3 separate regions of the Mus musculus genome follow, and all the other regions are linked to region 1. A link is a contact called in ENCODE Hi-C or POLR2A ChIA-PET data. All regions are on one chromosome and are shown on one strand. The core of a region is the stretch at or near the end of the contact, and the rest is flanking DNA. Distances in the headings are between cores, read along the strand shown.

Region 1 (2,825 bases), core at 127-2,626:
GCCTTTCAGAAGGTAAAGAGGGATTTGGGAGCCTCCTGTAACCCAGGACAACAGCAGGGAGAGGCAGTTTTAGCCAGGGAGGGCCAGGTGGTCAGGAGCTGCAGATTCGTGGATGCACCGTTTTCAAACAGAGCGAGTAGGAGGAGGTGAGGCCATTCATTGATGGGAAAGGCAACCCAGCCAGTGTGGGTGTTTGTTTTGAACTTGGTGAATTTAGAATCTTTGGGGACATAATTGTAGAAGAAAGATCACACTGGTCGCTGACACTGGTCGCCGAGGATACAATTCTGCCGGTCAGAAAACCGTGGGCAGACTCAGCTACTGGAGGAAGACCGAGTGTGCCTCCCAAGGTTCCTGGCAAAAACTGTAGAAGGTGCCACCACATTGAGCTGCCTAGCAGCAGAGTCCTCCGGTGTCACCAGGCCACTGGTGAGAGACAGCCTGGCTAATTATGAATGCAATGCGGAGAAGCCAGAGTTAGTAAACCTGCCTGCATCCACATTTCTGTAGAATGCCTGCACTTCCCGTGACTCAGCGAGGGCTCCTCCTGTGGCTTGTTCCAAAGCACACTGGGAGTTGTTGGGCAAATATTTGAACAGCCTTTCGATCTGAAACCCGAGTAGCTGAGCCCTTCAGCTTCAGAGCCTGCAACTCCTTGCTGCCACTAGCTCTTTCTGTCCCTGCTACAGCCAACCCCTGCGGCAGCAGGAACCACTGAGCAACTAATCCCAAACTGGATTTTCCACCAAAAAAAAAATGTCACCAATGATGGAGGAGAGGAAAGATGACCAAAAGTCCAGGGCACCTTGCTCCCACTCAGAGGGCTCGCTTTATCTCTCATGGTCGGGTTACATGCTCATTTCGCGTTCAGCGGGAACTGAGTGTGTGATTAATCTCTTGATCAGGAGTGAGTCAGGCATGGGTGTGAATCCACAAAGTGCTAATTACAAACGTGCTTCCTTCCTGGGAGCCAGTAAGAGAAAGTTAGTAAGGCAAGAGAGAAGTGCTGGGCGGGTCCCTGAGCAGGGACCCAGAAAGACCCCTCCACTCCAGTTCCCCTCCGATCAGGCAGGGCAGAGGCGCTGCGGGTGCGGAATGAGAGACCCTGGCTTCTCTATGAGCTGCACATCTAAAATAAGACTCCACGGGAGACTCTGGGAATTTCCTGTACTTTTTAACTCTCAATGTCCTATTTATAAAGCTTAGTCACTGCAGTTGTTTCGCAGTTACTCCGCGGCGTGTAGAGACAGGTCATAACAGGAAACAGGCTCACAGGAGGCTCTCTCTCAACCGCTGGCTTTGGGGGAATCTGGGTCCGGTCTCCACTTGACAAGCTCAAGGGACTTAACTGGACTGGGTAGCTCTCTAATCTTTCCACTGGCCAGCCACACCCGGCTCTTACATATTCCCGAGGAGGGTCTGGCCTCTTCAAGGGCTTCTTACAGACACTGTGAGGCCCAGCTTCTTGGGAGACCCCCAGGCCCTGGCACAGAGTATGGTCTGAAGGCATCTTTTGCTTCCTGCAGCAAGAACAGACCTGCCCAAGCGTCTCTGCTCGTCCCTGTCTGCATAAAAAGGGCAGGTTCTCCCAGAAGGTTCCAGGCTCCATTGCCTATGTGCAGAAATTGTTAAAAACAATTAAGAGGCAAAGGAGGGGAGAAGAGGGAATGAGCTGAATCCAGCAAAGCTCAGCCAAATGTTTTGCTCCTGTTTCAACCCTGGGCAGAGCCACAAGAGAGAACAAAGCCCTGTTCACTTCCCCATTTCACAGCCACTAAGCTAGCCTCTGAAATCAGGCTCTCTCATCAGGGCTAGTAAACTAACTCCTGTCCCCAGTGTCCCCAGACACTACAGGGCAGAGGTAGCCCCATTTGTTGTTCTTCATGGGGGGCATGGAGTCTTCCCAACCAGAGCCAGCTTACTTCGTAGCTGTAGTTTCTCATAAAGCAAGATGACCAATAGGTGGGCTAAGGCTCTCAACCAACTTTTCTTGGGAGCCGGTACTGGCTTAGCCCTGACTTCTGAGGCTCTGAAGCAAAGAAGGTTTAGATTTGGAGATGTTCCTTGGCTTGAGACATTTTGGGTCACAGTCCCAATAGTGTGGTGGTTTCTGATGGAGCTGGGCCTCTCTTAGCTCTGGGTGTGCAACAGTCAGAACCCAAGATGGTGTCGTGTGCCAGGGTTCCTCCATGTCTTACACTAGAGGTGCAATGGCCCAAGGACTTCTTTGGATGGCATTCCTGGACCGGGGTGGTCTGGTCCATTCTCTGGAATCTCAGGCTCTTTTACCATCTGCTGCCTCTCAAGTCCCCAGGCTGACCACTGACCAAGCCTCCTATTCCGTTCTCTTTCTTCTGGCTTCTTCCTCTCTCTGTTTCTCTGCCTCTTTCCGTTCACAGGCCTTTACACCCCCTTTTTCTCCATCTCTGCATTTGCTGGCCTGACAGTAAGTCTCCAAAAGCCACATGGAACCCATATCTCAGCATCCAGAGGCCTAGAGATTTTCCACCTCCCAATGAGTCACACTTCCCTGAGCTCCCACCACCAACCACAACAGAGGCTGGGGGGAGGGCCATACTTACAGCGCATAAAGACAAAACATTCATCAACGGAGAAGAAGGATGTTTCAAACAAGTGAGAGCTGCCAAGGTTCAGCAACTGTGTCAGACGCAGGATCAACCTGCAAAACTCAGTAGCAGCTGTCTCCACCCACAGTCGCTGCTAGAAAGTACCACTTCGAAGATACTATTCATAACAAAGGCATGAATTACCAGATACGTAGGAGTTTATTAACCAGGAACACACAAAAAGTCTATAAGCATTTT
Region 2 (2,825 bases), core at 121-2,620, 63 kb before region 1:
TCTGGGCGCTTGAAGCCAAAGTTCCATGGAACAGAAAGAGCTAAGCGCCTCCTGGCAGGAAGGGCTTAGTAACTTTAGTCAAGCAGGAGGGAGTATGGGCTGGGCTTCAGCTAAAGGGTTCGATTTCCTCCATCCTTACAGAACGGGGAGGGAGATGGGATGAAGCTTCGGACAAACAAGAGGAACAGCCTTGAGAGGAGGTGGGGTCGCCATGGAGGGTTTCAAATCCACAAAGGCCGTTCTGCTGAGGGGAAGATGAGGGGCACTGGCCTAGAGAACAGGCCCCCAGAGAGCCTAGGCTCGTGGTTTTAATTACCCAGTTAGTCATCGGTTTACTGTCATCCAAGTTTAATAAGCCTGTGACCTGTGAGAGAGAGGAAAAAAAAATTACCCAAGTGTAGCAGCCTCGAGATAGGATTCTCCAAGGCTACCAGATCTGAATAACTCGGGGTTAGGGACCCCCATCTTTTCTGTCTTTGGAACTGTGGTCTCAAGGGCAGGACCTCAGGCACTAGCTCGTCCAGCTAAGCTAGAAAATGTTTTAAGAGCCAACAGTTTATAAACGGCTCAGGGAGGGGCTTCAGAGCACAGAGCCTCTGAAGGCAGAGCCCAGAGGTTTAAGCTCCGAAAGGGGGTAGAATGGGGTGGGATGGGGGGAGGGGGGGCTGGGACCCTGATGGCCACTGGATTGTCACCCAGTTTTACTCAGGAAGCAACAGGGTCCTCATGGCCCCTGCAGTCCCTGCCAGTGCCCTGAGAGGAATGAGGGTGTTGGCTTGGCACCCTCCAGGGTAGAACTAGGCAGGGTTTTGTGCCCCCTCCCTCCGCCGACCTTGGAGCAAAGCCTGAGTTCGTGTGCCCAGCCCCAGCTTCCACGTTGAGAAACCTGATATTTCTGACTGGAACACTCCACTCTTTGTGCTTCTCGCCACAGGGGTGTCCTGCTCCTGGCTAGCTCTGCTAGCTCAGCTCAGCCTCCTGGCTTCAGTGTCCCTCCTGAGCACCTGATGGCTCCTGGTTTGCTGTGACTCACTGCTATTATAGCTGTCTGGGGCTTTTATTTCCAGTACTTCACTGTAGCTGCCCGTGACCCAGCTCCCGAGGCGGGACTTTCCACGTCGAGGGTGCCAGGCCAGCAGAGAGGAGACCACCAGTCCATCTGTCAGTATCTGAATAATTTCACACACACACACACACACACACACACACACACACACACACACACACACATCTCTCAGCCACCTAGGCTGTTTTTGGTTCCGTGAGCAGTGCAAGCCAAAGGCCCCGGCCAGGCTGTTGGGTTTTTACCTTACCCTGCGGAACCTCTTGTCACCTGCGCATGCCAGGAGTTCACCACACCGGTTCCTCTCTGAGGCCACCTTAGCAGCGGCTTCCTGTATCTACAGCCAACTTCCTGTTGCGTTCACATAATGTTTGCCTGAGTTCTTAAGGTTTCAGTTCAGTAAAATGTAAGAGCAAACTGGGACTGGATGCACCTTGGAGACCGAACTAGGGACAGCTTGGGCTCAATAGGGAGAGCCTGTTCTGAAACAAAACAAAACCCCAACAAACCCCTAATCAACCAATTAAACAACCAAGAGTGCTCCAGAGGACACAGTATACTTAAGTCGCCCAAGGTGAGGTCCATCTAACAGGAACCCCACCCACTCCCCCCAAAAAACCCATCAACGACAAAGAAACCCAAGGTCAATTAAACTCAGGAAACTACATACTCTAACCCATTTTTTGGTGACTTAAAACATACTTATATATTAAGGGTCTAAGAAGTCCTATTGCAAATCCTGTTCTCCTATAGAACCCACCTTTTCCTAAACCCAGCACGATTCTGACCACGACTCTTTTCATTTAATACCTATTTATAACCTCAAAGGCCTAGTTAATGTCTTTTGGACTGTATTTTAGGAAATTATCTAGCAGTCGTTTTTAAGTGCCAGTTCATTCTCTGGTCCATTGGTGAGTGGGATTGGATATGTACTTGGTACAGCGTTTTGAAGCTCTTTGTGGGTCAGATACCCCTTGCTGTCCGCCTTTCTTGCTTTTTGTTAGATGCAGGCGTGGACTGTTGAGTCCCTCCCTGTTTTTCCTCCACCTCCATCCCCCACCCCCAGTTCCTGGAGAGAGTCCACTTTTGGTTTTTGTGGGTCTGGGCACATTTGGAGTTGGCAGAAGCAACCAGAGGGCTTCGGTTTGTGGCTTCATCTATTTTAGAGGAGAAAAAGGGGGGTGTGGTTCAACTGGTCCCTTGGGAGTGCTGGGGAAGCTACTGGGTTTGTTTGTTTGTTTTGTTTTTGTTTGTTTGTTTGTTTGTTGTTGTGGTTGTTGTTGTTTTAAACAGCTTTAGCTTCTCAGAATGGAAAGGAAGAACACAGGCTCTAGCCTTAGAGAAACGTTTACATGGTACCTCGCCAAGGCACCTCTCCAGAATAAGGCTACAGCAGCGGGGAGGCCCCCAATGAACCGAATTTGCAGCTCAGAGTCACTTAATTCTGCATCCCTTGTTGGCTCAAAACAGAAAACGCCCATGGGAACTGGCAAATGTGACCAAAGAGGCAGCGTGTGTTTTATGAAAACAAGGGGTGGCTCCCGGGGCAGCGGCCTGGGGCAGTGGCTGGGGCTGGGGTGGACCTCAGGCCAGGAGCCCGTGAAGCTCCGCTGCCGGCCAGGAGCCCTGATGCAGCGGGGCAGTCAGGATCGCCCAGCAGCTGCCGGTCCCCGTGGGGCGCAGGTGCAGTCTGGCTTTGCATCCTGGAGCAGGACGCTGGGGAGGCGCACACTCTGAAGGCCTGCAAATTGGTTCCTGCATT
Region 3 (2,825 bases), core at 242-2,741, 36 kb after region 1:
AAAGGCCAGCGACTAAGATGTAACTTAGCTGTATAGTAATTGCCTAATGTGCACAAGGTTTAGTTATTAGTGGCACACACGCATACGTGCATACTCACATACACACACAAGCACACTTGAGGGACATAGCTCAGTGGTAGGCACTTACTTGCTCAGTGCACAAAAGGCTGGACGTTCAAAGCCCAGTACTGAAAAACAAAACAAAATGTTCACACGTCACATGCTATGTTTGTAAGTGAACAGTAATGGCTTCCCGTCACCTTTCTAAAATGGCTGACTCATTTAACTAACAGCACTGTGAACCAGTGTTCTCAACTTTTTCCTGCCTCAGCTGCCATTCCTCCATGATAGGGGAGGGACGTTGGCATGAATTCTATACGCTCAAAGGGATACCTGGATTACACAACGCAGCAGATAAAAGCAACTGGCATTGTGCAGGTTTCCCAGGTCCCCACCCGTATTTCCACTTTTGCTGTAGTGATGTTTACTGTTTGCCAGGTACTCCGGTGCACTGCGTAGAGCAAACAACTTAAACTCCCATGGGAACCTCTGCGGCCCATGATAAAACCATCCTCTATTTACATGAGGACAAGGCACAGCGTTTAAGGAACAAGATCACACAGACAGTAAAAGACAGGCTGTGGAATCAACTCTGGATGGTGCAGTCCTTGGGTTTCTGTCCCGACACACTTTATTCCAAAGGCACAGGGAGAAACCATTACCATACAGAGGACTTGTCCTAGCATATTGTACATACTAGTCACAGACTTCATCTTGTAATGAGTGACAGGGCCTCAGTGGCTGGGTGGTCTGTGTTCTGTGTCACGTGGGTCTTAAGGTTTTAACAACTTCACCTGCCTTTACCTGCCTGAGCCTTTACCGTGTTCCCACTCAGAACTGGGAAAAGGGAAACTCAGCTGTCCTATTACTTTCCCGTGGGATGTGGTTCACCCTAGGAGTACGTGATTGTGGGAGGGCCACTGACAGACAGCTTCAGTCTTCTGATGTGAAATCTGATCTTCTGTGGAAGAAGGCATGCCCATTTGGAGAACTAGTTAAAGCTGATTAGAAGTTTTAAGTCCGTAGAAGCCGCATGTCAGATATAAAGCTGAAGTTCACCTTGAACTTTATTTTTAGAACTGCACTAATTAGAACAAAGTTAGACTCGTAAAGGCCTCTTCCTTGCACAGACGGGAATCTACAGCAGAAAGGCCATTTACAAATCACAACATATGCAGCTTCGTGAGCCACATAGGTTGAACAGAATGAAACAGAAAGCTACACCAAAGACAACTTCCTGGGAAAGCCGTCTCACTCAGCTTCTGCCGTGTTTTCTCCAGCAAGGACCCTCCTAATGGGTAGACTAGTTCTGAAAATCAAATTTAATTAAAAATTTTTAAAATCTGAGGGCTGGCTGCAATTCAAAACCGAGTCTTTTCACAGCCACCTTACTAGACGCTGTTTAAAGACAAAGATGTGTAATGCCACCTACAGGGCACCTTTGGAACTACAGTCCTACTTCTATGTCCCACACTGGGTTAAAAAAAAAAAAAGGCAAACCCTTGCTCATCACATTTAGCCAGAAAGCGTGAGGAGGGGGCGAAAAGAAGCACAAGAAGACGCACCGCCATTCTGTCCTGCACTTAAATAATAATGTGGAATCAAAACCAACCCGGTGTCACCAACTATAATCCACAGACTGTTAGAAATGGGAGAAGAGTTAGGCAACCAGAGGGAGAAGGTGGAAGAGGCTCAAGTCACTGGTGAGGAGGCCTGCAATTTGCCTCTGAATTGTAGAATCCCTCCCCCAGCCTTCAGTTAACAGCGATTCTGGTTCCTAGAGTTGTTCCACAGGTTTTGAGGTTCAGCCCCTCATTCTGGGCAGGACAGGCCACTCTAACCAGAGCACTTCTCTTCCCTTCTCTCGCCCTCCCTGCTGGGAGGTAGTAGACACGGGTTTCTTTATGGTGGTGATTCTCAATTTAGGAAACATTAAAGCTATTTGGAGTCCTTCAGTACCACCACCACACCTCCTGTTTACTCCGGCTAGAATGAAGCTTGACCTTAGCATAGTGCTTGGCTTCTGCTAGCTTCCAATTTTCCAAGTGACCACACAGTCTGGTTGAAGAAACAGTCCCTACAAAGCTAGGAAGTTACAGGTTCTAGGACAGCTAGGGCTACACAGAGAAACTGTCTCCAAACACCAAAACGAAACAAAAATCCCCAAACTTAAAGCCAAAACAAACACAAACCAGTTTGGGGCTGCAATCTCTTTCCAGGTGACGTCCACCTACTCCCTGGTAAGTGGTGCTAGGCCCCGCAGCCCACAGCAACAAACCCTGCTTGCTCAAGAGGACCCCAACTCATCTCTAGCATTTCCCTGACACACTGGTAATTACTTGAAGCTGGGCAGTTGGTATACTGGTTGATGCCCAGCTAGAGGCATGACCTCACTCATCTCTTGCACCTATTTGTTTTTGAGATATGGCCATGTGTTCCTATGTGTCCCAGAATGGCCTTGAACCCATGATCCTGCCTCCACCTTCCAGGTGTGTGCTGTGCAGCTCCCCTTGGACGTACACATCGATGCTGAGCCTTCCAGCCCCCAGCTCACAGATCGATTCCCAGGTTGGCAGGTCCATCTACCCTCTGCTTCAGGGCTAACAGCAGCCGTCCTGCCCCAAGCCCTGGTCTAAACCAGCCAAGCCTCTCCCTGAGCAACACAAGCCTAAGCAGAGATACTGGCTTCCCCTTCAGCGGATGAGTTACTCCTTAGGCCCTTCTTCCAGGGGGGTCTCAACTACAGGGCTTTGCTCACCAAAAGG

The links. A loop is a pair of places that touch in the nucleus more often than their neighbours do. ChIA-PET counts read pairs that join two places held with the same protein, here RNA polymerase II (POLR2A).
Region 2: a loop to region 1 is called in a map of gastrocnemius, with 2.3 times the contacts of the local background. The contact joins the promoter of 5830428M24Rik here to the enhancer-like site in region 1. A Hi-C loop is called at or near these places in 1 of 37 maps with a recorded cell type or tissue (gastrocnemius). POLR2A ChIA-PET finds 5 or more read pairs at or near these places in 3 of 5 experiments (Patski and embryonic stem cell).
Region 3: a loop to region 1 is called in a map of T-helper 17 cell, with 2.2 times the contacts of the local background. The contact joins two enhancer-like sites. A Hi-C loop is called at or near these places in 3 of 37 maps with a recorded cell type or tissue (T-helper 17 cell and heart). POLR2A ChIA-PET finds 5 or more read pairs at or near these places in 2 of 5 experiments (Patski and embryonic stem cell).

The regions. Positions count from the first base shown.
Region 1 is chr12:69,536,968-69,539,792 of GRCm38, forward strand. No RefSeq gene overlaps it. Among named protein-coding and RNA genes, the nearest start is that of Gm46353, 12 kb to the right of the region's middle. Within about 2 kb of position 1,377, at least 3 of the 3 ENCODE cell types and tissues checked have a DNase peak (open chromatin) inside an H3K27ac peak, as active enhancers do; they include gastrocnemius, where a contact is called at or near this core.
Region 2 is chr12:69,474,180-69,477,004 of GRCm38, forward strand. It overlaps 5830428M24Rik (RIKEN cDNA 5830428M24 gene), which reads right to left and starts at 1,371. Exons shown (of 5, transcript NR_038060.1): 1 at 1,309-1,371; 2 at 317-364.
Region 3 is chr12:69,573,218-69,576,042 of GRCm38, forward strand. No RefSeq gene overlaps it. Among named protein-coding and RNA genes, the nearest start is that of Vcpkmt, 8.4 kb to the right of the region's middle. Within about 2 kb of position 1,492, at least 1 of the 3 ENCODE cell types and tissues checked has a DNase peak (open chromatin) inside an H3K27ac peak, as active enhancers do.